2 separate regions of the Homo sapiens genome follow, and region 2 is linked to region 1. The links are chromatin loops, found by intact Hi-C in ENCODE. Cell type or tissue: gastrocnemius medialis. All regions are shown on one strand. Links, peaks and the distances in the headings refer to the core of each region. The heading gives the core; the rest is flanking DNA. Region 1 overlaps DPEP2 (dipeptidase 2). Region 2 holds the start of PSKH1 (protein serine kinase H1).

Evidence for each region. Hi-C counts contacts between places; a loop is a spot of excess contacts. Peaks named below come from ENCODE experiments on the same cell type or tissue, not always from the same donor. Only the 100,000 strongest peaks of a DNase experiment are listed, where the experiment ranks them.
Region 2: a loop joins it to region 1, with 7 times the contacts of the local background. A loop is called at or near these places in 5 of 110 quality-filtered maps.

What each region holds. Positions count from the first base shown.
Region 1 is chr16:67,980,365-67,996,012 of GRCh38, forward strand. It overlaps DPEP2 (dipeptidase 2), which reads right to left. Exons shown (of 11, transcript NM_022355.4): 2 at 12,586-12,893; 3 at 12,146-12,272; 4 at 11,700-11,829; 5 at 11,474-11,615; 6 at 10,751-10,820; 7 at 10,457-10,633; 8 at 9,683-9,767; 9 at 8,959-9,034; 10 at 7,488-7,623; 11 at 7,030-7,396. The coding sequence starts at 12,848. The coding sequence ends at 7,142. DPEP3 (dipeptidase 3) reads right to left here and starts at 135. Exons shown (of 10, transcript NM_001370198.1): 1 at 1-135. The coding sequence starts at 16. RefSeq lists silencers at 4,340-4,439, 4,562-4,856, 12,952-13,211 and enhancers at 9,683-9,732, 9,773-9,832, 12,222-12,291. In gastrocnemius medialis, for the core only: no CTCF peak of the experiment used is centred there; DNase peaks (open chromatin) are centred at 7,267 and 9,099; H3K4me3 peaks cover 753 bases; H3K27ac peaks cover 5,000 bases.
Region 2 is chr16:67,890,559-67,906,206 of GRCh38, forward strand. PSKH1 (protein serine kinase H1) reads left to right here and starts at 2,696. Exons shown (of 3, transcript NM_006742.3): 1 at 2,696-2,813. RefSeq lists silencers at 2,433-2,492, 2,823-2,942. In gastrocnemius medialis, for the core only: no CTCF peak of the experiment used is centred there; DNase peaks (open chromatin) are centred at 2,593 and 3,183; H3K4me3 peaks cover 1,996 bases; H3K27ac peaks cover 3,266 bases.

The sequences.
Region 1 (15,648 bases), core at 4,284-9,283:
GGCCCGTGGGCTGCATGTTGCGCGGGGGTCGGCCGCGGGAGCCTGGGAGGAGCAGGCGATGGGCAGAGGCCGACAATGGGGTCCGGATCATGACGACCCAGCCTCCCGAAGAGGGGGTTGAAGTCACGCGACTCTGAGACCGACGCGCCACGCAAGGGGGCGCCACGGCTTTTCCGCCCCCAAGCAGGAGAGCGCCCCCATGGGCCGGAACCGCCGCTGCAGCGTCGAGGACTCCTCGCCCTTCCACCCCCAGCGCTGGCTCCGTAGACCCCCACACGAGTGGGGGAGGAGGCCAGGCAGGGAACTAGTAGGGGCCCAGGGATCTTCCTGATCTCACCTCCTACCCAGGCCCACGTGGCGGTTAGCTGCCGGCTTGTGCCCAGCTCCTAGGCAGGTCAAATATTCTAAGCTGCGACTCAGAAGAGTTAATTCGGTCTGTCTGGTTTGATGGACAGAAAGATTCCCTATAGGTATTTCATTTCATTTCATTTCATTTCATTTCATTTCATTATTTCATTTCATCTCATTTCAGTTTTGAGACGGAGTTTGGGTCTTGTTGCCCAGGCTGGAGTGCAATGATGCAGTCTCGGCTCACTGCAACCTCCACGTCCCGGGTTCAAGCCATTTTCCTGCCTCAGCCTCCCGAGTAGCTGGGATTACAGGTGCCCGCCACCATGCCCAGCTAATTTTTGTATTTTCAGTAGAGATGGGGTTTTACCATGTTGGCCAGGCTGGCCTTGAACTCCTGACCTCAAGTGATCCTCCTGCCTCGACCTCCCAAAGTGCTGGGATTACAGGCGTGAGCCACCGTGCCCGGCCCCGAAAATGAAATTTAAGAACAATTTTTGTTGGGGATCATTATTTTAGCTTTTTTTCCTTCTCCAAGAGACAGAGTATCTGTCACCCAGGCTGGAGTTGCAGTGGGGTGATCATAGCTTGCTGCAGCCTTGATCATAGCTTGCTGCAGCCTTGAACTTCTGAGCTCAAGCGATCCTCCTTCCTCCACCTCCCAAGTAGCTGAGACTATAGGTGCAGTGCCACCATGCATGGCTAATTGTTATTTTTTATTTTATTAAAACAAATTTTTTTTTGAGACAGGGTCTCACTGGAGTGCAGTGGCACCATCTCAGCTCACTGTAGCCTCGACCTCCCAGGTAAAAGTGATCCTCCTGCTTCAGCTCCCTAAGTAGCTGGGAGGGACTACAGGCATGCACCACCATGCCCAGCTAATTTTTGTATATTTGCATTTTTTTTTAGAGACAGGGTTTTACCATGTTGCCCAGACTGGTCTTGAACTCCTGAGCTCAAGCGATCTGCCCACCTAGGTCTCCCAAAGTGCTAGGATTACAGGCATGAGCCACCACGTCCGGCCTTATTTCTTTTTTAGAGACGTGGTTTTTTTTTTGAGACGGAGTCTCACTGTGCCACCCAGGCTGGAGTGCAGTGGCTCCATCTCTGCTCACTGCAAGCTCCGCCTCCCGGGTTCATGCCAGTCTCCTGCCTCAGCCTCCCGAGTAGCTGGGACTACAGGCGCCCACCACCATGCCCAGCTAATTTTTTGTATTTTTAGTAGAGACCGGGTTTCACCGTGTTAGCCAGGATGGTCTTGATCTCCTGACCTCGTGATCCGCCCACCTTGGCCTCCCAAAGTTCCGGGATTACAGGCGTGAGCCACCGCACCGGGCCGAATATTTTTTTCTATATATATGTTAGTATACAGACACAAAAATGAGAGGTGACAGCGTGCTGGCAGCCCTCACAGCCCTCGCTCCCTCTCGGCACCTCCTCGGCCTTGGCGCCCACTCTGGCCGCGTTTGAGGAGCCCTTCAGCCCGTCGCTGCACTGTGGGAGCCCCTTTCTGGGCTGGACAAGGCTGGAGCCGGCTCCCTCAGCTTGCGGGTAGGTGTGGAGAGAGAGGCGTGGGCGGGAACCGTGGCTGCAGGCTGCGCTTGCGGGCCAGCTCGAGTTCCGGGTGGGCGTGGGCTTGGCAAGCCCCGCACTCGGAGCGGCCAGCCGGCCCGGGCAGTGAGGAGCTTAGCACCTGGGCCAGCAGCTGCTGTGCTCGACTTCTCGCTGGGCCTTAGCTGCCTCCCCGCCGGGCAGGGCTCGGGACCTGCAGCCCTCCATGCCTGAGCCTCCACCCCCGCCGTGCGCTCCTGTGCAGCCCAAGCCTCCCCGACGAGCGCCAACCCCTGTTCCACGGCGCCCAGTCCCATCGACTGCCCAAGGGCTGAGGAGTGCGGGCACACGGCGCCGGACTGGCAGGCAGCTCCACCTGCGGCCCCGGTGCAGCATCCACTGGGTGAAGCCAGCTGGGCTCCTGAGTCTGGTGGGGACTTGGAGAATCTTTATGTCTAGCTAAGGGATTGTAAATACACCAATCAGCACTCTGTATGTAGCTCAAGGTTTGTAAACACACCAATCAGCACCCTGTGTCTAGCTCCGGGGTTGTGAATGCACCAATCGACACTCTGTATCTAGCTAATCTAGTGGGGACGTGGAGAACTTTTGTGTCTAGCTCAGGGATTGTAAACGCACCAGTCAGCACCCTGTCAAAACGGGCCCATCAGCTCTCTGTAAAACAGACCAATCAGCTCTCTGTAAAATGGACCAATCAGCAGGATGTGGGTGGGGCCAGATAAGACAATAAAAGCAGGCTGCCCGCTCTTTCAGTAGCAACTTGCTGGGGTTCTCTTCCAGGCAGTGGGAGGTTTGTTCTTTTGCTGTTTGCAATGGCTGTTGCTGCTATTCCGTTTTTGGATCCATACTGTATGAGCTGTAATACTCACTGCGAAGGTCTGCAGCTTCACTCCCGAAGCCAGCGAGGCCATGAACCCACGGAGAGGAACGAAGAACTCCGGACTCGGCGCCTTGAGACCTGTGACACCACGAAGGTCTTCAGCTTCACTTCTGAGCCTGCGAGACCGCGAACCCACCAGAAGGAAGAAACTCCGAACACATCCAACCATCAGAAGGAACAAATTCCGGACACGCCACCTTTAAGAACTGTAACACTCACCGCGAGGGTCTGTGGCTTCATTCTTGAAGTCAGTGAGACCAAGAACCCACCAATTCCGGACACAAAAAGACCCCAGAAGAGTCTACACATCAAATGTTAGTTAGCAGTTATCCTCTCGGGAAGAGATCTACCTGCACCCTGATCAGTTTGCATCTCATTTCTTTATTATGGTGATACTGGCTAAGGGAAATCATGGGTAGTGCTGGTGAGGGCTAATCAGGGTCATGGGGGTTGGGGGAGGCACCACAGCAGTAGCTGAACCTTGCTTCAAAGGTCTGGATCGGGCATGGAGGAGTGGAGAGGGGATCCAGGGTTGGCTAACAGCCCAGCAGAGGTCTAGTTTGGGCATTACAACAACTGTTGTGGAGGAGGCACAGGTGGATTCTCTAAGGCATGGAGTTGAGGGACAAGATCAGACTAGGTCTCTTGGTCCTGAGAGCATGAGGGGGCTTGGTCTGACACGTTATTTCACCTGGGGCAGAAATCCTCCTTAAAGACAATACAAGGCTAGCTTCCAGCAGCTCCTCGTCATTTCCTGTTGAAAAAATCCTGGTGCAGGGGAAATAGATCTCAAAACTGCATCTGGGGCCGGATGCGGTGGCTTACCCCTATAATCCTAACACTTTGGGAGGCTGAGGCGGGCAGGTTGCTTGAGTCTAGGAGTTTGAGACAAGCTTGGCCAACACAGTGAAACCCCATCTCTACTAAAAATACAAAAATTAGCTGGGCAGGGTGGTGTGTGCCTGTAATCCCAGCTACTGAAGAGGCTGAGGCAGGAGAATCACTTGAACCTCGGAGGCGGAGGTTGCAGTGAGCCGAGTGCATTGCACTCCAGCCTGGGCAACAGAGCAAGACTCCGTCTCAAAACAAACAAAAACTGCATCTGGGTCAGCGCAGTGGCTCATGTCTGTAATCCCAGCACTTTGGGAAGCCAAGGCAAGCAGATTGCTTGAGTCCAGGAGTTTGAGACCAGCCTAGGCAACATGGTGAAATCCTGTCTTTACTAAAAATACAAAGTATTAGCCAGGCGTGGTGGTGCGCACCGGAGGTCCCAGCTACTCCAGAGGCTGAGGTAGGAGAATCACTTGAGGCCAGGAAGTTGAGGCTGCAGTGAGCTGAGATCGTGTCACTGCACTCCAGCCTGGGCAATGGGAGTGAGACCCTGTCAAAAAAAAAAAAAAAACAACGCTGGGGATGGTGGCTCACGCCTGTATTCCCAGCACTTTGGGAGGCCAAGTTGGGTGGATCGCCCGAGGTCAGGAGTTCGAGAGCAGCCTGGCCAACATAGTGAAACCCCGTCTGTACTAAAAATACAAAAAAAATTAGCTGGTCCTGGTGGCAGGTGCCTGTAATCCCAGCTACTCGGGAGGCTGAGGCAGGAGAATCACTTGAACCTGGGAGGCAGAGGTTCTAGTGAGCTGAGATCGCGCCACTGCACTCCAGCCTGGGCAACAAGAGGAAATTCCGTCTCAAAACAAAACAAAAAAAACCCTGAATCTGGGTAGCATCTGAACTTCCTGGGCCAGTTGCTGCTGAGAAAGGCCAATGACACAGACCGAATCTAAATTATCTTCCCTCTGCGTCTGTGTCTGTCTCTTGTTTTTCCACCTGGGCTCCCTGATAAGTGGGCATCCCCTTCTGGGCACCTCAAGAAGGGCCTTGGCCTCTGGCGACCACTTCCCCTTGTTGGTTGCTGTCTGCTCCTCCTCATGCCTGGGGGTTAATGGCCAAGTGTGACCCAGCTGCTTCTAGCTTTGGTTCTCTCAGGAAGGGCAGAGAAAGGTCATGTTTATTTTGGTCTCCCATAAATCTCCCCGGCCTGCCCAGAAGGTCTTTATTTAAGTGACTTGGAACAACATGAAGAATGGCAACTTTGCTAATAGTTTAAGAAAAGTGCAGAAGCATTGCATGTGCACCTGTTTCCTATATTATTATTATTATTATTATTATTATTATTATCATTATTATTTTAGCTTAGTTTTGTTTTGTTGTTTTTGGGTTTGTTTTGTTTTGTGTTTTTTTTTTGTTTTGTGTGCTACTCTGTCACCCAGGCTGGAGTGCAGTGGCGTGATCTCGGCTCACTGCAACCTTTGCTTCCTGGGTTCAAGTGATTTTCCTGCCTCAGTCTCCCAAGTAGCTGGGACCACAGGCGCGTGACACCACAGCCGGCTAATGTTTTGCGTCTTTAGTAGAGATGGGGTTTCACCGTGCTAGCCAGGATGGTCTCGATCTTCTGACCTTGTGATCCGCCCGCCTCGGCCTCCCAAAGTGCTGGGATTACAGGTGTGAACCACCGCTCTCAGCCTATTATTTTAAATTGTTTTGCTGGGCATAGTGGCACACGCCTGTAATCCCAGCACTTTGGGAGGGCAAGGTGGGTGGATCACTTGAGTCTGGCAGTTTGAGACCAGCCTGGGCAACATGGTGAAACCTCGTATCTACAAAAAATACAAAAATTAGCTGGACATGGTGGTGCGCGCCTATGGTCCCAGCTACTCAGGAAACAGAGTGGGGAGGATCACTTGAGCCCAGGGGGTTGAGGCTGCAGTGAGGCATGATTGTGCCACTGCACTCCAGCGGTGACAGAGACCCTGTCTCAGGAAAAATAAAAAAAGTATTATTTTAATGGGCAGCCCCCAGAACTGGAAGAGGTTCAGAGGACTCCCTATTTCCTACATTAGACATGTGAAAAGGACAGGGCATGAAGTTACAATTAATTTTTTAAATGTTATCAAAATAATACATAAGCACAGTTTAAAATGTTTGCTTATGGTTGGCTAGGTAAATCAAAGTTACCCTACTCCATCTGGGCACAGTGGCTTACTCCTGTAATCCTAGCACTTTGGGAGGCCAAGGTGGGAGGATTGCTTTAGTCCAGGAGTTCGAGACCAGCCTGGGCAACATAGGGAGATCCCTGTCTCTATAAAAAAATTTAAAAATCCTCCTTCTAAGTGAAGTAATGAAAAAAAGAAAGCTGGCCGGATGCAGTGGCTCTAGCTTGTAATCCCAACACTTTGGGAGCCCGAGGCAGGTGGATCACAAGGTCAGGAGTTCGAGACCAGCCTGGCCAATATGGTGAAACTCCTTCTCTACTGAAAAAAGAAAAATCAGCTGGGCATGGTGGTGCATGCCTGTAGTCCCAGCTGTTCAGGACGCTGAGGCTGGAGAATCGCTTGAAATCGGGAGGCTGAGGTTGCAGTGAGCCGAGATCACGCCACTGCATTCCCGCCTGGGCGACGGAGCAAGACTCCATCTCAAAAAACAAAAAGCCAGGCCCGGTGGCTCACACCTATAATCCCCCAGCACTTTGGGAGGCCGAGGCTGGTGAATCACCTGAGGTCAGGAGTTCGAGAGCAGCCTTACCAACAAGGTGAAACCCCATCTCTACTAAAAATACAAAAATTAGCTGGGCATGGTGGCGGGCGCCTCTAGTCCCAGCTGCTCGGGAGGCTGAGACAGGAGAATTGCTTGAACCCGGGAGGCAGAGCTTGCAGTGAGCCGAGATTGTGCCACTGCACTCCAGCCTGGGTGACAGACCAAGACTCTGTCTCGAAGAAAAAAAAAATCCAGAAAGCTAAAATAAAAATAAATTAGCTGAGTGTGGTGGTGCACGCCTATAGTCCCAGCTACTTGAGAGGCTGAAGCAGAAGCTTCATTTGAGCCCAAGAGTTCAAAGCTGCAGTGAGCTATGATTGCGCCACTGTACTCCAGCCTGGGTGACAAAGTGAGACTCTGCCTCAAAAGTAAATAAATAAATAAATAAATAAATAAATAAATAAATAAAAAGAGATGAGCTACTCAGAGGGAACACGGAATAGGGTCCACCTCCTGCCACCGGATCCACCACTGTTTTCATCCAGTGCTGAGCCCAATCACCTGGGTCACCTCGGGCTCCTGTCAACAGTCTTTCCTTAAACAACTGGTGGCTGAAATGAAGGATCCCCCACCAACCACCAGCACTGGGAGACGATGCCACCAGTCCCCATTGCAGAGAAGGAAACTCAGGTCTGTTTCTATGTCCAAAACATTTATTTCAGGAAATATTTGTGCCTGCACAACAGGGGAACTTTGTGGGGTGTCTGTGGCTTGCTACAGTGACATCTGGCAGGACTAACTGGGTCATCAGAGCCACAGAATAAGGACTGGGAAGGTGGCCACAACTGCAAGGACTGGGGCCATGTGGGGGGAGGACTCTGAGACTGACCACTTGGCTGGTAACTTGGCTGTCCAGTGTATGGGAATCTCAGTGAGTTCCTGGCCTGAAGTCAGACTCTGTCTCTGACGCAGACGTGAGAGGTCGGAGTGGCAGGAACTGCTCAGCTGCTCATCCGGGAACTTGTCCTCCAAGGGGCTTTGCCATTTGTTTTCTTCCTGTACCTAGAGGTGGCAGTCGGTGCTCAGCTTCCACAGCTCTCCTTGATACACTTGCTCAGACCCCTCGGCTACTCTCTTGCCCAGCCCAGAGTACCTTTTCCACTTGTCTGAAGACCCGCAGCAGGTTTCCACGAAGGACACCCTGAAGCTCTTCCTCACTCCAGCCACGACTCAGCAACTCCTCTATCAGGACCGGGTATGTGGACACGTCTTCCAGCCCCTGAGGGAATCTGTGTGGCCACCAGCTAGTGGGTTTCAGACCTGATTCCCTGATCATGACTCAGAACCACAGTCCAGGGTCTATGAAACCCCAGCCCTGGTCAGGTATGGGAAGTGGAGACTTGGAGAGAGTAGGTAATTCTCCTCTGCTCTTTATCCTTCAGAAGGAGGCCTCAAAACCTCCTTGAATATTTATCAAAACTTATTGAATCATACTATTAAGATCTATGCCTTTTACTGAATGCAAATGATCCCCCCTACCAACCAGAGTTAAAAAGAAGAAAATGGCCAGGTATGGTGGCTCACACCTGTAATCCCAGCACTTTGGGAGGCCAAGGTGGGCGGATCACTTGAGGTCAGGAGTTTGAGACCAGCCTGGCCAACATGGTGAAACCCAATCTCTACTAAAAAGACAAAAAAGAAAGAAAGAAAGAAAGGAAAGAAAGGAAAGAAAGAAAGAAAGAAAGGAAAAATAAATTAGCTGGGCATCATGGCGCACACCTGTAATCCCAGCTACTTGGGAAGCTGAGGCAGGAGAATCGCTGGAACTCAGGAAGCAGAGGTTGCAGTGAGCCGAGATTGTGCCACTGCACTCCAGGCTGGGCAACAGAGTGAGCCTCTGTCTCAAAAAAAAAAAAAAGAAAAGAAAAAAAGAAGAAAAGGCCCAGTGAGGTGGCTTAGGCCTGTAATCCCACACTTTAGGAGGCCAAGGCAGGAGAATCACTTGAGTCCAGGAGTTCAAGACCAGCCTGGGCAACACGAGACCCCATCTCTGCCAAAAATAAAATTATCTGGGCATGATGACACATGCCTGTAGCCCCAGCTACTTGCAGGCTGAGATGGCAGGATTGCTTGAGCCCAGAAAGTCAAGGCTGCAGTGAGCCAAGATTGCGCCACTGCACCCCAGTCTGGCCAACAGAGCAAGACCCTGAGAAGAAGAAGAAGAAGAAAAGGAAGAAAGAAGGAGGAGGAGGAGACAAAGAAGAAGGAGGACGAGGAAGAAAAGGAGAAGGAGAAGGAGAGGAAGAGCTTCTTCAGAAAACAGTGGTTGCAAACACAGCCACTGTGCACAGGGCTCACACCAGACCTTGCTGATGGTCTGCTCAGGGAGAGTGAGTCTCCTGGGCTTGGGGGTACGTGCAGTGCTGGGCAGATGAGCTCTGTCTGGTGGTTTGGCCAAGTATAATGTCCTAGAGTGGGGTCACTGGGATGAAGACAAACAGGAGAGCCCAGAGAACTGATCCCGGGAGTGTGGTCAAGGCCTAAAGGACGTGATGGCTATGGTGACCGTGAAGGCCCCACTGCTGTACAGCTAGCCCAAGACAAGCCACAGGGAAGGCACTCACTTGCCGGCCCCATCATAATCTCCACCAATCCCGATGAACTTGGATCCAATGACAGCCTTGATGTGGTCGAAGTGATCTGGGGAGGGGGAAGGTGGACAGTCAGCTGCGTAGGGCTTCCAGGGCAGGGGTGCCACTGGGGCTGGATGGCACTGAGTCTCCTTCTTGCAGCCTGTGGGCCAGGCAGGCTAATTCCTTTATGGCCTGCCACATAGCTTGGCAACCTGAGAACCCTGAGGTTTGACCTGAATGGATTCAGCTGGTTCTGGCCTGGATTTCAGGTTTGGAGTGGATCCACAGAGCCACTTGTCTGGGCCATTTCCCACCTAGGATTAAACCTGCCTCTAGTCTCTTTGAGAACCTGGTAGGAACTCTTTTCTATGGTTGTGGGAGATGACGGAGGGACAAAGAGTACAACTGACAAAGACCCCAGAGACCTAAGGGGCCTTCCCCTTCTAGTCTCTTGGCCAGAGGCCGAGGAAGGGTGCTTTGGGGATCCCCTGCAGAGGCGCAGATAGTTAGCACTCAGGTTCTATGTGTGGCTTCCTCCCTTATACCCATCAGGACCGCAGCACTGACTCTGTGGCTGCAGCTCCATGTGACCAATGTGCTGTGTACTGTCCATCACTGCATTTTTTTCAGTGAAACCACTGGGACAGTCCTGGGGCCCTCCCAAGTCTTCAGGTGCAAATCAGAACTGTTCAGAGAGCCCGGGAGAGGGAGTTACCTGCCACAGTGGACACATTGGCTGATGGGTTGCACTGTATTACTCCCATGGACAAAGACACCATCACGACGCCACCGTTCTTCTTCTGCAGGGGCGGGCAAGTGGACACTTAGCCTGGCCCCTCAGCAAACTGCATTCCTGCCCTGCCACCCTCTGGATCCCTGGAGAGGGTGTTCAGCTCTGACTTCAGGAGTCAGCAGAAACTTCACCTCTCTGGTTTTGTATGAAGGGAGGAGTCTAGGCCCTGGTCTGGCATAGGTGTCTTGGCACTTGCTTTGAGGAGTAGAGGAATATACATATTTACCATCTAGAACCCCCGACTCCTGGATGTGGACTGTGGGGTTGTGGGGCAAAAGATGTTCAGCCTGAAGTTGGAAGAAGTGGAGGGAGCAGGGCCTCAGGTTTGAGGGCTCCTGTTTTTTGTTTTTGTTTTCCATGGCAGGGTCCTACTCTGTCACCCAGGCTGGAGTGCTGTGGCGTGATCTTGGCTCACTGCAACCTCCGCCTCCCAGGTTCCAGAGATTCTCCTGCCTCAGCCTCCCAAGTAGCTGGGATTACAGGAATATGCCATCACACCCGGCTAATTTTTGTATTTTTAGTAGAGACGGGGTTTCCCCATGTTGGCCAGGCTGGTCTTGAACTCCTGACCTCAAGTGATCAGCCCACCTCAGCCTCCCAAAGTGCTGGGATTACAGGTGTGAGCCACCATGCCTGGCCGAAGGGCTCCTGGTTTGAACCTCTTGCTTTAGGTTCCTGGGCTGGGCAGTTTCTCACCAGAAGCTGCAGGATGTCATCAGGAACATTCCGAGCACTGTTGCACACACCCCGGGCAGCCGAGTGGGAGAAGATCACAGGTGCCTGTGACACTTCCAGGGCCCGCCGTGCCACAGCATCTGAGACATGGGATAAGTCTACCATCATGCCCAGGCGGTTCATTTCTGCCACCACCTTCTGCAGGGACATGTTGGGAGAAGGGTATCAGGGGTGCACATGTGTATACATTTATTTGTAAGAAACAGCTGGGGTGTGCACATTTGTTTGGGGTGGAGTGTGAACCAGGGTCCTCACCTCACCAAAGTCAGTCAGCCCGCTGATGTTGTTGTAGAAGGAGTGGACGCCCTTAGCGGAGCTCTCTGCCCTGCAGGGTGGCCAGGAAGCAGTCTGACTGGTAGCTGTTCCTCGGCCTCAAGAGTCTAGAGGCCCTACCCACCCTCCATCCCTGCACCCCCCTGAAACAAAAACAGGGATCCAAAATGGGCCCTGCAAATGGGCCATGCCTGGCAGCAGGAGGGCCCTGCTGGGTCCAGTCTTTTTTTTCCTTTTCTTTTTTTTTTTTTTTTGGCAATAGAGTCTCGCTCTGTCACCCAGGCAGGAGTGCAGTGGTGCTGTCGTGCCATCTCAGCTCACTGAAACCTGCACCTCCTGGGTTCAAGAGATTCTCATGCCTCAGCCTCCTGAGTATCTGGGATTATAGGCACGCACCACCACACCTGGCTAATTTTTGTGTTTTTCTTCAAGATAGGGTTTCACCATCTTGGCCAGGCTGGTCTCGAACTCCTGGCCTTAAGTTATCTGTCCGCCTCAGCCTCCCAAAGTTTTGGGATTACAGGCATGAGCCACCGCGTCTGGCCAGGGGTCAAGTCGTATTCTGAAAACCAGAATCCCAGCTCCCCTCCCCACTCCAGAGTCAGTGCCACATCCCATGGGTAAAGCTTGTTCTGGGCCCACAGTGACCTCAGGCAGATCTCTGCCCCTGCCTCAGCGGTCCCACACCATCTGCACTAGGCTCACCAGGGTGTGTTGCAGGTGTGGGTGAGCGTCAGGTAGCGCACTCCCAGCATGTAGAAGGTACGTAAGATGGAGAGGCTATTGTCCAGCGAGTGGCCACCCTCTACACCGATGAGGCAGGCCAATTTCTGAGTGTCGTTCAGAGCTGGGGGCAGGTAGGTCAGGTGATTACTTTCCAGGGCTGGAGTAGCTCAATCAAGTTCCTAACGCTTCCCATCAACTTGCCTACCTTTAGCCGAGGTCACAAGCTCCAGCTCAGAATAGGAGGCACACATGCGGCGTATGAGGTCAATCTGCTCCAGGGTGAGGCGCAGGGCATCCCGGTCCTGGGTCTGGCATGGCACATAGGCTGACCAGAACTGGGGGGAAGGCCAGGGTTTGGCTTGGATGGGGGCTGCTTTGGAGGACCCTGGACTGCTCACAGCCTCCACAGCTGACAGAGCACCCAGTGGGCCAGGAGGCCACATGTAATGTACTGCTTCTTCCACAGGGTCTTCCTGGCCACCAAGCTGGCTCACTGTAGCCTCTGCAGCCCCCAGCATCCATATCATGACACTTTTTGGGTCACTATGGTAACTGAGTTCTCATGTGACTAACTTGTGATCTCTGGGGTCCCCACTCTCCCCATCATCCCCCAGCAGCCATGCTGTGGCACCTCGTGTATCCCTGTGGTACCTGGGCGCCCACGAGGCCATCTCTAAGCCTGTCCAGGCTGGTCTGGCCGTAGCTGAAATTGCGCAGGTTAACATCCTGTAGCCCTTTCTGGTAAACCTGCCTTAGGACCAGGGGCAGGTCGTTGTGGCTGGAGGGATGTCAAGCCAGGGTCAGGTGAAGAACAGACAGATGGGCCTCTTAGCCCTCCAGTTCAGGAAGGACACATCTGGGGATCCCCATCCCTCATTGTCACATGACTATACTGAGATCCCCTGAGGCCCGGGCTAGGAGTGCCCACCCAAGAGGGGATGACAGAGGGGAAAGGGTACCCATGCATGACGGGAGAGAGGGCATCCAGGGGTGGTGTGAGGGAGCCTCCTCCACAGCCCTGCATACTCTGGGACCCTCCCTTGCCCAGGAGTGTGCTCAGCTCCCATCGCCCCCTTGCAGCAATTACGCACCCGTCCACGAGCGGGAAGTCCCGCATCAGGGCCCGTGCCTGCTCTTGCAGGCCCTGGGTGCTGGGACTACTGAGTGTGGTCGAGGGAGCGTAGGTGCCCGGCATGGTGTGGGCTCTGGGGGCGCCCAGCGTGGTGAGGGCTCTGGGGGGGCCTGGCGTGGTGTAGGCACAGGTTACAGGCTGGAGCAGCAGCAGCAGGAGCAGCAGACTCAGCAGAGGCCACCGACCAAACGTGCCGGGACCCTCGAGGCCGGAGGGCTGCATGTTGTGCAGGGCCGGGCAGGCAGGCAGGGGTGGCAGTCAGAGAGCCTGAGAGGGGCGGGCGAGGGGCAGAGCGCGACGATGGAGTCCCGACCCTCGATTCAGGCCACCTGGCGGCGTGGCCTCAAGAGGAGGGTAACGAAGTCACAGGGCCCCGCGAAGGATGTGCGGAGAGCGGCGGCACCGCCCAGTACGGCCACCAGGGGGCGCCCAGCCCTCCCGCCGTCATCCCCAAGGGCGCTCCCGCCGGCTGGGCGGATCCCTGTCCTGGGCGCCCACTCGCGGCCTGTCTTAGGGCCCTCCACCCTCCCTTTTACTCCTCCCACTGTCCCCAGGGGGCCGACCCAGGTGGCTCCTCTGCTGCCCCTAGGCTCTCTCTCTAAGAGAGAGGGCCTGGGGTGCTTCCCCCAAACAGTGGCCCTCTGCCCTGCCCTGGGAGATCTGCAGACCACGTCATGTCCCCAACCGCCTGCAACGTGTCCCGGCCACACCCAGGGCCACATGTGTCCCTGTGACCACAGTGCTCTGGGCTCTGGATTTCCTGGTGCTGGGTTGTGTGGGTGGGTGTGGGGGAGAAGATAGGCTCTGGAAATGAGGGGTTAACCCTGTGGACTGGATTCAGGAAGGGGCCCCCTGGCCCTGACCTTCTCTCTCCCGTAACTTAGGCCCTCAAGCCTATACTCTGGGGAATCTCCCAGCTACTAGGACCTGTCAGGAGCACTCCTCCGCCCCCCGCCCCGACCGCACATTCTCCAATCAGCCTTAGGAAAGAGCTCCTTCCTAAGGAGCTGCCACACCTCCCCAGGACCCCAGTGGAGGGATGAGAGCGCAGCAAGCATCTGGCCACTGCCAGGGAACATTCACTCAACAGAGCAGGAACCCACACAGCCATCTGCATGGAAGGAAATGAAGTCTTGTCTAGGGCAGCAGAGTCCCCGGCCGCAGCACCTTCCTCCTAGAGCTTCTGGCTGATCTGCTGGCCAGGATACCTCCTACCTCCTTGAGGAAGCCCCGGCCTCGTCCAGGTCAGGAGTAAGGGGCCTGAGGAAAGCCCTGCCACCTGGGTTCTGCAGCCACACTCCTCTTATCTTGTGGCTCCTGTGGCTTGAGCTCTCACAGAAACCTCCAGGGCTGAGTCCCTTCCTTGACGACAGGCCCCACCCCATTCCCGGCCTGGGGCCCTCAACCTAGATGCCTCCTCCAGGAAGGACCCCCAACCACACAAGCACACAAGCTCACAATCACACAGGCACAGGGGATGTGCCCGCTCACAGAAGCCCCACGACCTGAGATCTTCCGGGACTGTGGCCAAACCCCTTCGTCCTCAGAGACCTTTGCCTCCTCCTGCCCCTCAGGCTCTCAAGACTCTGCTCTGAACCTTGGCACCCCTGGAACCGCTTCATTTTTTGGAGCCTCCCCCACGTGGCAGGGCTGATCAGTGCATGGGTAGTGTGACCTAAGCCTGACGACGACTAGAGATTCAAGAAGGCCTCCTAAAAAGAAAATGAACCAACTCTTCCAAAGGGACTGGAGGTCCCAAGCTACCCAGGAGGGGAAGTGATCCCAGCTTTGATGTATTTTAGGGACTGCACACTTGATGTTGCCCAGTGTCTGCTGTCCAGGAGGAAGGCAGATCGATGGCCGAGTGCTCGAGGTGGGTTAACTGTCACGTCTACTGCTGCCGAAGGGGGTCTTTTTTTGTTTGTTTTGAGACAGAGTCTCACTTTGTTGCCCAGGCTAGAGGGTAGTGGCACAATCTTGGCTCACTGCAATCTCCACCTCCTGGGTTCAAGCGATTCTTGTGCCTTAACTTCCCGAGTAGCTGGGACTACAGGCATGCGCCACCACGCCCGGCTAAATTTTGTTGTTTAGTAGAGATGGGGTTTTGCCATGTTGCCCAGGCTGGTCTCGAACTCCTGGTCTCAAGCAATCTGCCTGCCTCAGCCTCCCAAAATGCTGGGATTACTGGAGTGAGCTACCGCACCTGGGCTTTTTTTTTATTTTTTATTTATTTTTTTAATTAAAGACTGTCTTGCCTTCTTGCCCAGGCTGGTCTCAAACTTCTGGCTTCAAGTGATGATCTCACCTTGGCCTCCCAAAGTGCTGGGAGTATAGATGTGAGCCACTGTGCCCAGCCCTGCTGGAGGGTTCTATAGGGAGGCCCACTGCAGATGGTGAGTCCTCTTGGGCTCTGCTTCAGAGAACAGTAGGGCGTGTCCCAGATCTGGGTGGTTTGGGTACCCCAACACAGGCTTCCCTCCTTCTCTCCATCATCCACTGCTGGTCAGCAGCTCCCCACACCCACTGGAATAGTGAGAGGGAGGAGAAGCTCTTGGATTTGCTGGTCTCCAGGTCAAAGATGTGGTTTTGGGGATAAACAGTTTATTCTGAGAGCCCCAAGAGGTAAGGGGCATAAAGAATGAGGAACTGAACCTGATCATTATGTGTTATATGTATTGAAACATCACTATGGGTGGGGCGCAGTGACTCACACCCGTGATCCCAGCACTTTGGGAGGCCGAGGTGGGTGGATCATCTGAGGTCAGGAGTTCGAGACCAGCTTGGCCAACATGGGGAAACCCCATCTCTATTAAAAATACAAACATTAGCCGGGCTTGGTGGTGCGCGCCTGTAGTCCCAAATACCTGGGAGGCTGAGTTGGGAGAATCGTTTCAACCCAGGAGGCAGAGGTTGCAGTGAGCCGAGATTGGGCCACTGAACTTCAGCCTGGATGACAGAGCGAGACCCTGTCTCCCCCCGCCAAACAACAACAACAACAACAACAACAACAACAAAAATCACT
Region 2 (15,648 bases), core at 266-5,265, 94 kb before region 1:
TCCCAAAGTGCTGGGATTACAGGCGTGAGCCACTGTGCCCGGCCGCATTACATCATTTCTTACTTTTCAAGGAGAAGCATGTTTTACGACTTGAGTTTATCTGTCTAGTGACCTTGTAACTGCACAGCTAGTGAAACAGGGTCTTCACAATGCCTGGGAAAGGAGGAGAGATAAGGCTTCCTAGCCACAGAAAAACAGGCAGTTAATTTTTAAAGAACTCCAGCTCTTTCTCTTTCTCAGGGGGAATTGGGTTTTCTTACATACAACTGAGTTTCTACTTACACATTCTTTAATTTCTTTTAATTCCTGTTCCAGAGGCAGGAGGATCCCTTGAGCCTAGGAGTTCGAGGTTACAGTGAGCTTTGATTGCTGCCATGCACTCCAGCCTGGATGACAGAGCAAGACCCTGTCTCTATTAAAAAAATTAAAAAGGCCAGGTGCAGTGGCTCACGCCTGTAATCCCAGGATTTTGGGAGGCTGAGGCCAGTGGATCACCTGAGGTCAGGAATTCAAGACCAACCTGGCCAAAATTTAAAAAATAAAATGAGGCTGATGAGGCAGATGTCTTGCTTAAAGTCAAACAGCTCTGGAAGTGTCAGAGCTGGGATTTGATCCCAGGTATGTTTGGCACCAAAGTCTATACCCTTAATTATTGCACTAGACTTTTGGAAACAATTTTTTAACTTTTTTTTTTTTTTGAGATGGAGTTTTACTCTTCTCGCCCAGGCTGGAGTGCAATGGCGTGATCTCGGCTTACTGCAACCTCTGCCTCCCAGGTTCAAGCAATTCTCCTGCCTCAGCCTCCCAAGTAGCTGGGATTACAGGCGCCTGCCACCACGCCTAGCTAATTTTTGTATTTTTGGTAGCAATGGGGTTTCACCATGTTGGCCAGGCTGGTCTCCAACTCCTGACCTCAGGTGGTCTGCTCACCTGGGCCTCCCAAAGTGCTGGGATTACAGGCGCGTGAGGCACCGCGCTGGGCCACCATTGTTCTTTTTAAATGAAATCTTGTAAGAAACCTTACTACGGCTGGGCATGGTGGCTCACGCCTGTAATCCCAGCACTTTGGGAGGCCGAGGCGGGCGGATCACGAGGTCAGGAGATCGAGACCATCCTGACTAACATGGTGAAACCCCGTCTCTACTAAAAATACAAAAAATTAGCTGGGCACAGTGGTGGGCGCCAATAGTCCCAGCTACTCGGGAGGCTGAGGCAGGAGAATGGCGTGAACCCAGGAGGCGGAGCTTGCAGTGAGCCGAGACTGCGCCACTGCACTCTAGCCTGGGTGACAAAGCGAGACTCTTTCTCAAAAAAAATAAAAATAAAAATAAAAATAAAAATAAAAATAAAAATAAAGAAAATTAACCGGGCATGGTGGCAGGCGCCTGTAATCCCAGCTACTCGGGGAGGCTGAGGCAGGAGAATTGCTTGAACTTGGGAGGCAGAGGTTGCAGTGAGCCGAGATTGTGCCATTGCACTCCAGCCTGACAACAAGAGCGAAACTCCATCTCAGGAAAAAAGAAAAGAAAGAAACCTTACTACATAAAATAGACAACAATTTTTTTTTTTTTTTTGAGACGGAGTCTCACTCCATCGCCAAGGCTGGAGTGCAGTGGTGCAATCTCAGCTCATTGCAACCTCTGTCTCCCAGGTTGTAGCTATTCTCCTGTCTCAGCCTCCCGAGTAGCTGGGACTACAGGAGCCTGCCACCAAGCCTGGCTAATTTTTGTATTTTTAGTAGAGACAGGGTTTCACCTTGTTGGTCAGACTGGTCTCAAACTCCTGACTTCAGGTGATCCACCTGCCTTGGCCTCCCAAAGTGCTGGGATTACAAGTGTGAGCAGTGGCGCCCAGCCGACGACAATGTTTTATTGGTGTTAATTTATTTTTAGGTTTAAAGTATAACATTAGCTTATACAGTCAATCAAAGACAGTTCCATGTGCAAAGTACATACTCAATAAAGATTTGAATACAGAGCTACTGAAATGGGGAAGATGGATGGAGGTTACAATGCACTTACCATCTGCAGCACCTATTTTAACCCCTCCAAGTTGGGTTGACTGTAAAGTGAACCAGTTCTGATCCTATAGAGAAGTCATTGTGAATGGTAACAATTTTTTAAAAATCCGCTTGCTTTTCAGACTCGGCATATAAATTAAATTAACAACAACAAATAACCATGAGTCCAGAAGTTGGCCCAAGATTGACTTCACCTATCTACAAATTAACCCTTTGCATCTCTTCTTTGATGGAGGCCAAATTCAACACATGGAGTGTTGAAATTATTCTAAGTGCAGTTTTAAAAAATAGATTTTGTTAATGAAAATTAAGTCTATCCTTTGCGGAGTTCCAGAGGCACTTCCAGAAACCTCTGTTGGAAAGCATTGTTTACCCAAGCTCGCATTACAGAGTCCCCTTTCCCCCAACCAGAAACTTGAAACTTTCTCCCTATTTCCCGCGATCCTTCCTTTTTCTATCACCGACCCGTCTCGCAGGCAGCGGTCAAGTTACTTTGAGCGACAAATAGACCCACCCCTTCAGGAGAGTGCCCGTCCCCGCCCCGAAGAGGTTGATTGGCAGGCCACGCTCGGAGATCCGCCAGCCGCGTAGCCCAGTTTCGGGAGAGTCCGCCCCCGACCCGCCCCCGACCCGCCCCGTAGGCTTGTTTTGGCGTCAGCTGCGCGCTGTGATGACGCCACGACGCTAACGCCCGAGAATGGCGGCGGCGGCGGCGGCGGCGGCGGCCGCTGCCATTGCCCGGAGATGGCCGGCAGAGCCGCCGAGACGCCGAAGAGCCCGCCGCCCGCGCGAGGTGAGGCGGCCCGGCCCAGGACGACGGCCCGACGGGCGGGAGGGGCAGCCGAACTGTGGTCGTGGTCGCTTTCTGGCGCTCCGGGGCCTGCCCCTGGTCAGCCTGCAGCGTCGGCCCGTGCCCCGTGCGCCAGGGCCTACAGGGTTGGAGAGCAGGCCGGGCGATGGCTGCTCGGGTTCCCGGCGTCCGAGTCTGGACTGGCCTCGGAACGTGCTGTCGTGCTGGATAGCCCGTCTCCAGGCCCGCTTGGGCCTGGTGGACGTGGTCGGTTGCCCTGCCTGCTTGCTGTTCAGCCGCCCCGCGTCCAGAGCGGGTCAGGTTGATCCAACCTGGTTGTCCTTGTCCTTACTGCCTTCTCGCGCCCGGCGCCTACTCCACACCCCTCCTTTGCGTCTGCCAGGGGCCGGCGGGGCAGCTGATCGCTTCCTTGTGCAGGCTGGGAAATAGCAGGTCTGAGTCCAGCTGGGTTGCTTGCTTGGCAAGCTTGTCATTCCTCTACCTGCAAGGGGAAGCCTAGTCCCCCACACTTAGTCCCCCTCCATAAAGCGGCTGAAGTGATAATTCCCACCTGAAAATCTGAGTAAGTCCTTCACTGCCTGAAACTAGTTCCTTAGTGCCTTCAGGACAAAGGCCGCACTTCTTAGCAAGGCATTCAGGGCTCTTCGTAATCTGGTGAAGGTTTAACCAGCCAATCAACACCGGAGCACTTCTGTGCTCCCTTTACGTAGTTTATTGTTGTTAAAACGTGTGGCGCTCCTGTTAGCTCTGGTTTCATACCTTTGTGTTTTAGTATTACTAATTTTGAGACAAGGCCTCTATTGCCCAAGCTGGAGTGCAATGGCTCATTCATAGCTCACTGCAGCCTTGAACTCCTGGACTCAAATGATCCTCCCGCCTCAACCTCCCGAGTAGCTGAGACAAGAGGCACTCCCCTCCACGCCTGGCTAAGTTTAAAATTTTTTGTAGAGCCAGGGAGTCTGGCTTTGTTGCCAGAGCTGGCTTCAAGAGACCCTCCTGCCTAGGCTCCTAACATATTGAGATTATTAATACAAGCGTGAGCCACTGTGCTTGGTCCCCTTGTGCTTTAGATAACGCAGTTTTCTCAGTTTGCTATACACTGCCTTCCACCCCACCGACCACCTACCAGTGTTGGAAACTTACATCTGTCCTATAAAATCCACCTGAGATGTCACTTCCTAGGAAAAAAATCTACCTTGCTTGGCATGTAACCATTAACTCCTCTATATCCATGCTGCTACTATTGAGTACATCCTGTTGTGTCACATGGTGGTCTTCTGTCTGCATATGTCTGGCTCTGTGCCTGGCATAAAATAGGGGCTAGCCTCCAGTAGCATTTGCTGAATGCTGACTTATGAATGGATAGATTCAACTGTATTTTTGAGCACCTATCAGGGCTAGGATCTAAGATGAGCACAGCAAATGCCAGCGTATGTGTGTGGTAGGTAGTACAGCCTCTTAATCCTGGATAGTCCAAAATCTCCTGGGATAATTTTGTGATACAAAATCAAGAGCCTTACTGTCTGAGTTAGTTTTTTTTTTTTTTTTTTTTTGAGACGGAGTTTTGCTCTTTTTGCCCAGGCTGGAGCAATGGCGCGATCTTGGCTCACTGCAACCTCTACCCCCCAGGTTCAAGTGATTCTCCTGCCTCAGCCCCCAGAGTAGCTGGGGTTACAGGCAAGCACCACTATGCCCAGCTAATTTTGTATTTTTAGTAGAGATGGTGTTTCACCGTGTTGGCCAGGCTGGTCTCGAACTCCTGACCTCAGGTGATCCACCTGCCTCGGCCTCCCAAAGTGCTAGGGTTGCAGGCATAAGCCACTATGCCTGGCTGAGATTTTTTTTTTTTTGTTTAAACAGAGACGAGGTCTCGCCATGTTGCCGAGGCTGGTGTCGAACTCCTGGGCTCAAGCAGTCCTCCCACCTTGGCCTCCCGAAGTTTTAGGGTTACAGGCAAGAGCCACCACACCTGACCCACTCTTTGAGATTTTGATGAAGAAGATCTGGGGTAGGAATCTGTATTTTTTTTTTTTTTCTGAGATGGAGTCTTGCTCTGACACCCAGGCTGGAGTGCAGTGGTGCGATCTCGGCTCACTGCAACCTCCGCCTCCCAGGTTCAAGCGATTCTCCTGCCTCAGCCTCCCGAGTAGCTGGGATTACAATCACGCATCACCACGCCCAGCTAATTTTTGTATTCTTAGTAGAGACGGGATTTCATCCTGTTGGCCAGGCTGGTCTTGAACTCTTGACCTCGTGATCCACCCGTCTCAGCCTCCCAAAGTGCTGGGATTACAGGCGTGAGCCACCATGTCTGGCCAGGTATCTGTATTTTGAGAAAACTTCCCAGGTAACTTTACTGTGCTTCCTCATTGAAGATCTTTGTCATTGCCTAAGAAAACTGTTGTCTCCTTTGTCCAGTGAGAAGGCCTTGCCTTGTGGACTCCTGTTGTGGTCTCATGCCTAGAAGCATGGGCTTTGGTGTCAGAAAGACCTGGATTCAGTTTCTGGCTTTTCTGAAATCTTGAGGTTCTCTAAGTCCTAATTTCCTTATTCCAAAATAGGAATCATCGTGCCTACTACATGTGCTTGTAGAGAGGAGTGAGATGGTACATATAAGATCCTTAGCAAAGTTGGCACTCAGTTAATGGAAGCCACTTTTATTACTAATGGCTCCTCTTCCCAGAGTTTCCCTTGTCAAAAGAAGGTCTTGTCTTCTTTTTTCTTTTCTTTTTTTTTTTGAGATGATGTCTCGCTCTGTCGCCAGGCTGGAGTGCAATGGCGTGAGCTCGGCTCACTACAACCTCCGCCTCCCAGGTTCAAGCAATTCTCCTGTCTCAGCCTCCTCAGTAGCTGGGACTACAGATGCCTGCCACCACACCTGGCTAATTTTTGTATTTTTAGTAGAGACGAGGTTTCACCGTATTGCTCAGGCTGGTCTCAAACTCCTGACCTCAGGTGATCCACTCACCTCGGACTCCCAAAGTGCTGGGATTACAAGCATGAGCCACCACAACCGGCTAGAAGGTCTTGTCTTAATAAGCGTGTTTGTTCTTCAGGGTTAGTTGTGTGTAGGAAGCTGCTTTGTATTGTGTGATTTCCTCAAGGTCATTTCTGGTCATCGGGGAAAACTGACAATAGTGTGCTTCTTTTTTTTTTTTTTTTTTTTTTTTGAGACGGAGTTTTGCTCTTGTTGCCCAGGCTGGAGTGCAATGGCTCAATCTTGGCTCACCGCAACCTCTGCCTCCCGGGTTCAAGCGATTCTCCTGCCTCAGCCTCCCGCAATATGGTGCCTCTAAATCAGGGTCGATTCAGTTGGCCATACCCCTAGAAGAGATTTGGAATGCTGATTCACTAGAGGGTGGGTTTGCTGAATAAGCATATTGTCTAGGTCTAATTGTAGTTTTGTGCTTGTTAAGTTGCATAAATGAGCTAGAAAAAGTGCAGCCTTCAGGAAACCTGTTTGCATCTGACACTGAGCTCCAGTTGCACTTCACCTCAGGCATCTGGTTGGCATCTAGAACAGAATGCCCCTACAGAAGTAGGTGCTGGAGTTCTCTATCATAATCACAAGTTCATAGTTAAATGAGTGAGACTTTGGTTTGGCCTTCTGTTTTACTTTGGAAGTGTGAGTGTGTAATATGGGCAACTTAGGTCCTCTTCACAGCTTCTCAGCTGTATGATGTGAATGGGCTATAGGTGTGCCAAAGTATCGACCCTTAAGCTTCAGGATAGCTGAGAACAGCTGTCTCCACTGACTCCCGGGTGTTATACAATAGTATCATTCTATCATTCTCTCTGTGTATCTTGGCATGGGGAAAAATTTTTGAGAAAAAGTACAGCTCTGGAAGAAGGGAAGCAGTTCTGCTTGTTGAGAGCTGGAGAGAGACTTATTTATTTGAACTCCCTTTCCTTCCAGGAATCTTACTCAAGGAGCATTAAGCCGGTTTGTGTTGGCTAGGTCATCACTGAGCTAATTCTTGGTACAGCCCTCTGTTGCCATGGTGTCTGATGTGATGCTAAGGTGGAAACATGTGATGTTTTCATTTGCTGGGAGAAAGTTTTCTTTCCAAGCTGCCAGCCTTGAAATGGCCTCTCAGGGCATCCTAAGAGTCATGTATCAAGGGACTCTTGGTGTGGAGCCATCCAGGCTGTAAGTTCCTTAAGATTAGAGACTATGGCCGCCTTCTTTTTGTTTGTCGCAATCTCTGGCAGAGTTCCTGACCCACAGCAGGAATTCAGTAAATATTTCTGGGTTGAACGTTGGGATTTTGGAAGGAGAACCCCAGGTACATTGCCAGGGTCTGTATTTCTGATGATGGCGAGGTCTCACTCTGTTGCCCAGGCTGGAGTGCAGTGGCATAATCATAGCTCACTGCAACCTTGCCTTCCCGTGCTCAAGTGATTCTCCCACCTCAGCCTCCTGAGTGGCTGGGACTACAGGCACACAGCATCACACCCAGCTAATTTTGTTTTTTTGAGACGGAGTCTTGCTTTGTTGCCCAGGCTGGAGTGTAGTGGCGCCATCTTGGCTCATTGCAAGCTCTGCCTTCCGGGTTCATGCCATTCTCCTGCCTCAGCCTCCCGAGTAGCTGGGACTACAGGTGCACGCTACCACGCCCGGCTAATTTTTTTTGTATTTTTTAGTAGAGACGGGGTTTCACTGTGTTGGCCAGGCTGGTCTTGAACTCTTGACCTCATGATCCACCTGGCTCAGACTCCCAAAGTGCTGGGATTACAGGCGTAAGCCACCGCGCCCAGCCACACCCAGCTAATTTTTTAAACATTTTTTGTAGAGAGGCCAAGACAGGCAGATCACTTGGGCTCAAGAGTTCGAGAACAAGCCTGGGCAACATGGTGAAACCCTGTCTCTACTGAAAATACAAAGATTAGCCAGGCATCCTAGGTACTCGGGGGCTGAGGCACGAGAACCGCTTGAACCTGGGAGGAGGAGGCTGCAGCGAGCCGAGATTGCGCCACTGCGCTCCAGCCTGGGTGACAGAGTGAGACCCTGTCTCAAAAAAAAGAAAAAACTTTTTTTTTTTTGTAGAGACAAGGTCTTGTTATGTTGCCCAGCCTGGTTTCAAACTCTTGGCCTCAAGTGATCCTCCTGCCCTGGCCCCCAGAGTGTTGGGATTATAGTTGTGTGCCACTGCGTCCAGCCTTATTTCTGTAATTATTGAGAAATTACTACCTACTTCATTTTAGTAGACAGTTTTTCTTTCTTTTTCTTTCTTTCTTTTTTTTTTTTTTTGGAGATGGAGTCTCGCTCTGTTGCCCAGGCTGGAGTGCAGTGGCGCGATCTCAGCTCACTGCAACCTCTGCCTTCCGGGTTCAAGCAGTTCCCTGCCTCAGCCTCCTGAGTAGCTGGGATTACAGGCATGTGCCACCACACCCAACTAATTTTTGTATTTTGAGTAGAGACAGGGTTTCACCATCTTGGCCAGGCTGGTCTTGAACTCCTGACCTCGTGATCCGCCTGCCTCAGCCTCCCAAAGTGCTGGGATTACAGGTGTGAGCCGCTGCGCCCAGCCGGTAGACAGTTTTTCAAAACATGTCAGTAGAATATAGAGATATTTGCAGGTGACAGGTTATAAAGCTTTGCTTGGAGAGGGCAAGGTTCCTATGGTTCCTTGCCTGGAAGACATTCACAGACCCTGCCTCTATGGATAGGAAATTGTTTCAGGATTCATCCTTGCTCCCTGCCCCGGGACCCCTAGCTTTCCCCAGAAATGGGGCTAGGTTTGGCAGCTTGTGAACAAACTTACTTTGGCATTCAGATAAGAATCTGTAAAACTCAAACAGACTTCCTTCATTGTTGAGGATATTTACAGGGTGTCCAAAGAGTGTGGCTATGGTTTAACCACCGATCTTGCCTCTTCAACATTTCTAAGGTTCTAGAATTGTTGACTTGCAGCAAATAGAAATCCAAGAGCCAGACCACATTTTTTTTTTTTTTTTTTTTTTGGAGACGAGTCTCGCTCTATGGCCCAGGCTGGAGTGCAGTGGCGCAATCTCGGCTCACTGCAAGCTCCTTCTCCCGGGTTCACGCCATTCTCCTGCCTCAGCCTCCTGAGTAGCTGGGACTACAGGCGCCTGCCACCACACCGGGCTAATTTTTTGTATTTTTAGTAGAGACCGGGTTTCACCATGTTAGCCAGGATGGTCTCAATCTCCTGTCCTCGTGATCGGCCCGCCTTGGCCTCCCAAAATGCCGGGATTACAGGCATGAGCCACTGTGCCAGCCCACATTTCTTTTATTTATTTATTTATTTTTTTGAGATGGAGTCCTGCTCTGTTGCCCAGGCTGGAGTGCAGTGGCGTGATCTCGGCTCACTGCAACCTCTGCCTCTCAGGTTCAAGCGATTTTCCAGCCTCAGCCTCCCAAGTAGCTGGGATTCCAGGTGTCCACCACCACACTTGGCTAATTTTTTTGTATTTTTAGTAGAGATGGGGTTTCACCATGTTGGACAGGTGGTTTCAAACTCATGACCTCAAGTGATCCACCTGCCTCGGCCTCCCAAAGTGCTAGGATTCCAGGCATGAGCCACTGTGCCCTGCCTGTTTTTCTTTTTCTTTCTTTTTATTTTCTTGAGACGGAGTGCTGCCCTGTCGCTTAGGCTGGAGTGCAGTGGCATGATCTCAGCCTACTGCAACCTCTGCTTCCCAGGGTCAAATGATTCTCCTGCCTCAGCTTCTGAGTAGCTGGGATTACAGGTGCCCACTACCATGCCCAGGAAATTTTTTTGTATTTTTAGTAGAGATGGGTTTCACCATGTTGGCCAGGCTGATCTTGTACTCCTTACCTCAGGTGATCCACCTGCCTTGGCCTCCCAAAATGCTGTGATTATAGGCGTGAGCCACTGCGCCCGGCCAGACCACATTTCATTTGCTCTGAGTTCAGCAATTTGATAAGTACCAAGGGAGTTCTGGAAACCTGAGAATGGCCCCTTCCCTCAAGGGTCTGACAGCTGTAGTGATCAAAGGCAGTCTGGAGTAGAGCAGTGAGCAGTGTGACTCAGATTATAGTTGGAATGGAGGTTTCTAAAGCAGACCCTTCAGGAAAGATCCTCAGGAAAGCTTTGTGGGTTCACCAACTCAGTGGCATGGGGAAGGATCAAGGCCTTGACTGGATGAGGCCCAGCACTGCTGGAGTCTTTCCGGAGTGATAGAAGGAGCCCCAGATGGGGAACTAGGATATTTGGGTCCAGGATATTTGGTCACCACCGTCTGAGTGGCTTTGGACGAGTCTCTTTACCTCTCCTGGACTGTCATTTCTGTAGATTGTCAGTGAGGACGATAATGCTGAATGCTCATACCCATTGCCACACTCTGTCCAATGTGCGTGCCTTCTTTGAAGAGTGCTTTGGACCAGGCTGGGAGTTTAAGTTTTGGAGGCAGACTCTAGAGAGTTGGGTACTTTCTGCAAGATGACATACTGTGACACTCCTGGGAAGTCTCTTCCTGAAGCTTCCTTACTCATCCTTGCCCATCCCTACACCTACCGTGATCTCTGGGCTAGGGGCACACACAAGAGATGCTGGGAACAGGAAAAGGCTCTGCTCTTCTTCCTAGGAGCTTTACCAGCCACCTCCCGTGTTATAGAGTCTGCATTTTCACCTGACCACAGTGTGGAGAGGGAGTTTAACAGATGTGATGGGACTGTGGAGCAGCTGTGATCACCTGGGGGCTGTTGCCCATTGTCCCCACCTCTCAGCCAGCACCCTCTCTTCTCTACTTTCTTTTTTTTTTCCCCTCTCTTGGCCAATTTGGTCTAATATCCTCCAGTTTCAATCTGTAGTTGGGATGGTGGAGTACCCGCATCAGCCTATCTTTACAGAGTTTCTGATTGGAATCAATGTGAGAGAAACTATGTCTCAGGAAGACAGAAGGAAGATCAGAGGGAAAATCATTGACTCTCTTATTGCCGACTGACTTTATTTTGTTTTCTTTCTTTCTTTAAGAGACGGAGTTTCGCTCTATCGCCCAGGCTGGAGTGCAGTGGCGCGATCTCAGCTCACTGCAACCTCCGCCTCCTGGGTTCAAGCAATTCTCCTGCCTCAGCCTCCTGAGTAGCTGCGACTGCAGGCTCATGCCACCACGCCTGGCTAATTTTTTTTGTATTTTAGTAGAGACGGGGTTTCACCGTGTTGCCCAGGCTGGCTCAAACTCCTGAGCTCAGGCAATCCACCTGCCTTGGCCTCCCAAAGTGCTAGGATTACAGGCGTGAGCCACCATGCCCAGCCTATTTTTTTTTTTTTTTTTGGAGACATGGTCTTGCTCTGTTGCCCAGGCTGGAGTGCCATAGCACAAACACAGCACACTGCAGCCTCGACTTCCCTGGCTCAAGCTATCCTCCACCTCAGCTTCCTGAGTATCTGGGACTACAGGTGCATGCCACCACGCCTGACTAATTTTTTGTAGAGATGGAGGTCTCACTACATTGCCCTGGCTGGTCTCAGACTCCAGGGCTCAAGTAATCCTCCCACCTTGGCCTCCCAGAGTGCTAGGATCACAGTGTAAACCACTGCGCCCTGATGCTGACTTACCTTTGATCCCTGTAGGTTTTATTTGTTTAAAGTGAAAAGTGAGGCCGGGTGCAGTGGCTCACACCTGTAATTCCAACACTTTAGGAGGCGGAGGTGGGCGGATCACTTGAGGCCAGGAGTTTAAGACCAGTCTGGCCAATGTGTTGTAACCCTGTCTCTACTAAAAATACAAAAATTAACCAAGCATGGTGGCACATGCCTGTAGTCCCAGCTACTTGGGAGGCTGAGGCACGAGAATTGTTTGAACCTGGGAAGTGGAGGTTGCAGTGAGCTGAGATCGTGCCACTGCACGCCAACTTAGGTGATAAAGCGAGACTCCATCTCAAAAAAAAAAAAAGAAATAAAAATGAATCGAAAAGTTAGACCTTTTGTTTTTTGTTTTTTTGAGACAGTCTCGATCTCTCACCCAGGCTGGAGTACAGTGGTGCGATCTCGGCTCACTGCAGCCTCCCTGGTTCAAGCGATTCTCCTACCTCAGCCTCCTGAGCAGCTGGGATTACAGGCGCGTGCCATCACGTCCGGGGCTAATTTTTGTATTTTTAGTAGAGACGGGGTTTCACCCATGTTGGTCAGGCTGGTCTCAAACTCTTGACCTTGTGATCCGCCCACCTCAGCCTCCCAAAGTGCTGGGATTACAGGCCTGAGCCACTGCGCCCAGCCAGGCCTTTTCTTTTATAAACCTTAGGTTTTTCCCTGAGGACCAGACTAGGTCCTCATTTAAACAAAAATTTAAACAAAAATACCCAGTACATGTGCCTGTAGATGACTGTTTATTTTGTGAATCTAGGGTTCTGCTTCTTCACCAGGAAGAAGTGACATCTGAGTGGCTGTGCTGGGTTACTCATGCAGTTTGTCTTGCCTCCGAATGGTGGTAGATGTTGTTACTGAGTGGTCGTGGGCATCGGGGTGAGGGACCTGTGTTCTGCCTCAGGAATACCAGCCCAAGAGGAGCTTCAGTCCTTCACTGCATGAGGTGTTGTGTTTTCCCTGAAAGAAGAAATAAGTCTGCAAAATTCCACAGTCCGTAGTTCTATCCTGTGGCCTCTGCGAAAAGGAACCTTGGTTCTAAATGCCTTTGTTTAACATTATTTCCTAGTTGCCATGTGGAACTTCCTGTGCATTTGGGTGAGAACAGCTGCAAATCCTGAAGAGCCTTGTGGAGGAATCTTTTCCTCTTATGTGAAGAAAAATAAACAATATTTTTTTTTGGTTTGGTTTGGTTTTGCTTTGTTTTTCAGACAGGATTTCTGTCTCCCAGGCTGGAATATAGTGGTACCATCACCGCTCACTGCAACCTCAACCTCTTGGACTGAAGCAGATCCTCCCACCCTAGCCTCCTAAGTAGCTGGGATCACAGGCACATGCCACCATGTCTGACTCAATTTAAAAAATGTTTGGCAGAGATAGGGTCTTTCTGTGTTGCCCAGGCTGGTCTTGAACTCCTGGACTCAAGTAGTCCTCACGCCTTGGCCTCCCAAAGTGCTGGGATTACAGGCATGAGCCACTATGCCCCATAGATAAACCTCATTTTTTCCTCTCTCTCTCTTTTTGAGATGGAGTCTTGCTCTTTTGCCCAGGCTGGAGTGCAGTGGCACAGTCTCAGCTCACTGCAACCTCCGCCTCCCAGGTTTAAGCGATTCTCCTGTCTCAGCCTCCCCAGACATCAGATTCTGTATCTAGTAACCCACAGTAAATGTCACATGGATGGTCTACATGCACCCCACACATCCAAAACTGAACTCTTTCCACTGCTTCCCAAATCTGTGCTTCTTGCTACACTCCTGACCACTTGCCGCTGAGCTGTGCAAGGGACGGGGTGCTGTCCTCATTCTTCCTTCCACCCAACATGGAAGTTCTGCTGCTGATAGCTCTCGATTCCACTCCACTGCTTGGGGCACTACACTCTTTTTTTTTTTTTTTTTTTTCCTTTTTGAAACAGGGTCTTTCTCTGTCACCCAGGCTGGAGTGTAGTGGTGTGATTATCGCTCACTGCAGCCTTGATCTCTTGGGCTCAAGCAGTCCTCCTGCCTTGGCCTCCAAAGTAACTGGGACTACAGGTGCATACCATCATACCCAGCTGATTTTTTTTTTTTTTTTTGAGACGGAGTCTTGCTCTGTTGCCCAGGCTGGAATGCAGTGGCATGATCTTGGCTCACTGCAACCTATGCCTCCCAGGTTCAAACAATTCTCCTGCCTCAGCCTCCAGATTAGCTGAGATTACAGGCGCCTGCCACAATGCCTGGCTAATTTTTGTATTTGTATTTGTATTTTTTATATATTTTTTGAGACTGAGTCTCACTCTGTCACCCAGGCTGGAGTGCAGTGGCGCGATCTTGGTGGCTCGCTGCAACCTCTGCCTCCTGGGTCCAAGTAATTCTGCCTCAGCCTCCTGAGTAGCTGGGATTACAGGCATGCGCCACCACGCCCGACTAATATTTTTGTATTTTTTTGGTAGAGATGGGGTTTTACCATATTGGCCAGACTGGTCTCGAACTCCTGACCTTGTGATCCGCCCACCTCGGCCTCCCATAGTGCTGGGATTACAGGCATGAGCCACCGCGCCCCGCCTAATTTTTGTATTTTTAGTAGAGACAGGGTTTCTCCATGTTGGTCAGGCTGGTCTCAAACTCCCTACCTCAGGTGATTCGCCTGCCTCAGCCTCCCAAAGTGCTAGGATTACAGGCGTGAGCTGCCGTGCCTGGCCTACCCAGCTAATTTTTTAATCTTGTAGGGACAGGGTCTCACTGTGTTGTCCAGGCTAGTCTCAAACTCCTGCACTCAAGCTATCCCCCCACCTCAGCCTCCCAAAGAGCTGGGATTACTCCCGGTGCTGGGATGGCCACACCTGGCCAATGGGACACCACACTCTTACTGGTCCTTTTTTAATTTTTTTTTTTTTTTTTTTTTTTGAGACAAAGTCTCGCTCTGTCGCCCAGGCTAGAGTGCAGTGGCGTGATGTCTGCTCACTGCAACCTCTGCCTCCCGCATTCACGCCATTCTCCTGCCTCAGCCTCCCGAGTAGCTGAGACTACAGGCACCCACCACCACGTCCGGCTAATTTTTTGTATTTTTAGTGGAGACGGGGTTTCACTGTGTTAGCCAGGATGGTCTCGATCTCCTGACCTCATGATCCACCCGCCTCGGCCTCCCAAAGTGCTGGGATTACAGGCATGAGCCACTGTGCCCAGCTCTTACTGGCCCTTTTAATCCACTTTGACCCTCCTTCAGGTCAACCTCATCCTTCTCTCTAAACACAGATCTGAATGCCTCTTTTCTTGTAAACCCTTTCGTAGCTCTCCTTCACTTCCCAGGAAGGTCCTGGTCCTCACTTGTGTTGCTCTCCATAACCACCTTCTGCTGACCTTCTATAACTTCATCTCCACATCCCTGCCTTTGTACCACCAAACTGCCCATTCCTAGATGCAGGATGTTACTCTGGGTTTCTGAGCCTTTGCAGTGTGTTATTCTCTCTCCCTGAAACACCATTCCCACCTTTCCTCATCTGACTCATTCTTGCTTCAAAATTCAGCATAGAGGTTACCTCCTTCAGGAAGGTTTTCCTAACCCCGACTTCACTCTACATTATATACTATTGGTTCTTAAGCTTAACACTTAACCATGTTATACTGAAATTATGTTTTTGGCTGGGCACAGTGGCTCACACCTGTTATCCCAGCACTTTAGGTGGCCAAAGCTGGCGGATCACTTGAGGTCAGGAGTTGGAGACCAGCCTGGCCAACATGAAACCCTTTCTCTCTACTAAAAATACAAAAATCACCCAGGCGAGGTGGCAGGTGCCTGTAATCCCAGCTACTTGGGAGGCTGAGGCATGAGAATCGCTTGAACCCGGGAGGCAGAGGCTGCAGTTAGCTGAGGTCGTGCCAGTGCACTCCAGCCTGGGTGAAGGAGACTCCATCTCAAAAAAAGAAAAACAAAATTATTTGTTTTTATGCTTTTCTCTTTATTTAGATTGTGAGTTTATTGACCATGTTCTACTTGTTTGTGTGTGTGTGTGTTAAAATATAACCTACCTTGGACCATGTTTTATTTATTCCTGTGCCCCTGGTATCTACTAGATATTTAATAATAAATGTTTTATCTGAATTGTTCATTTCTCTTCCAGTTCTATTTGTCATAATTTTTTTTTTTCTTTTTGAGACAGAGTTTCACTCTTGTTGCCCAGGCTGGAGTGCAATCACGCGATCTCGGCTACTCTAACCTCCGCCTCCCGGGTTCAAACAATTCTTCTGCCTCAGCCTCCCAAGTAGCTG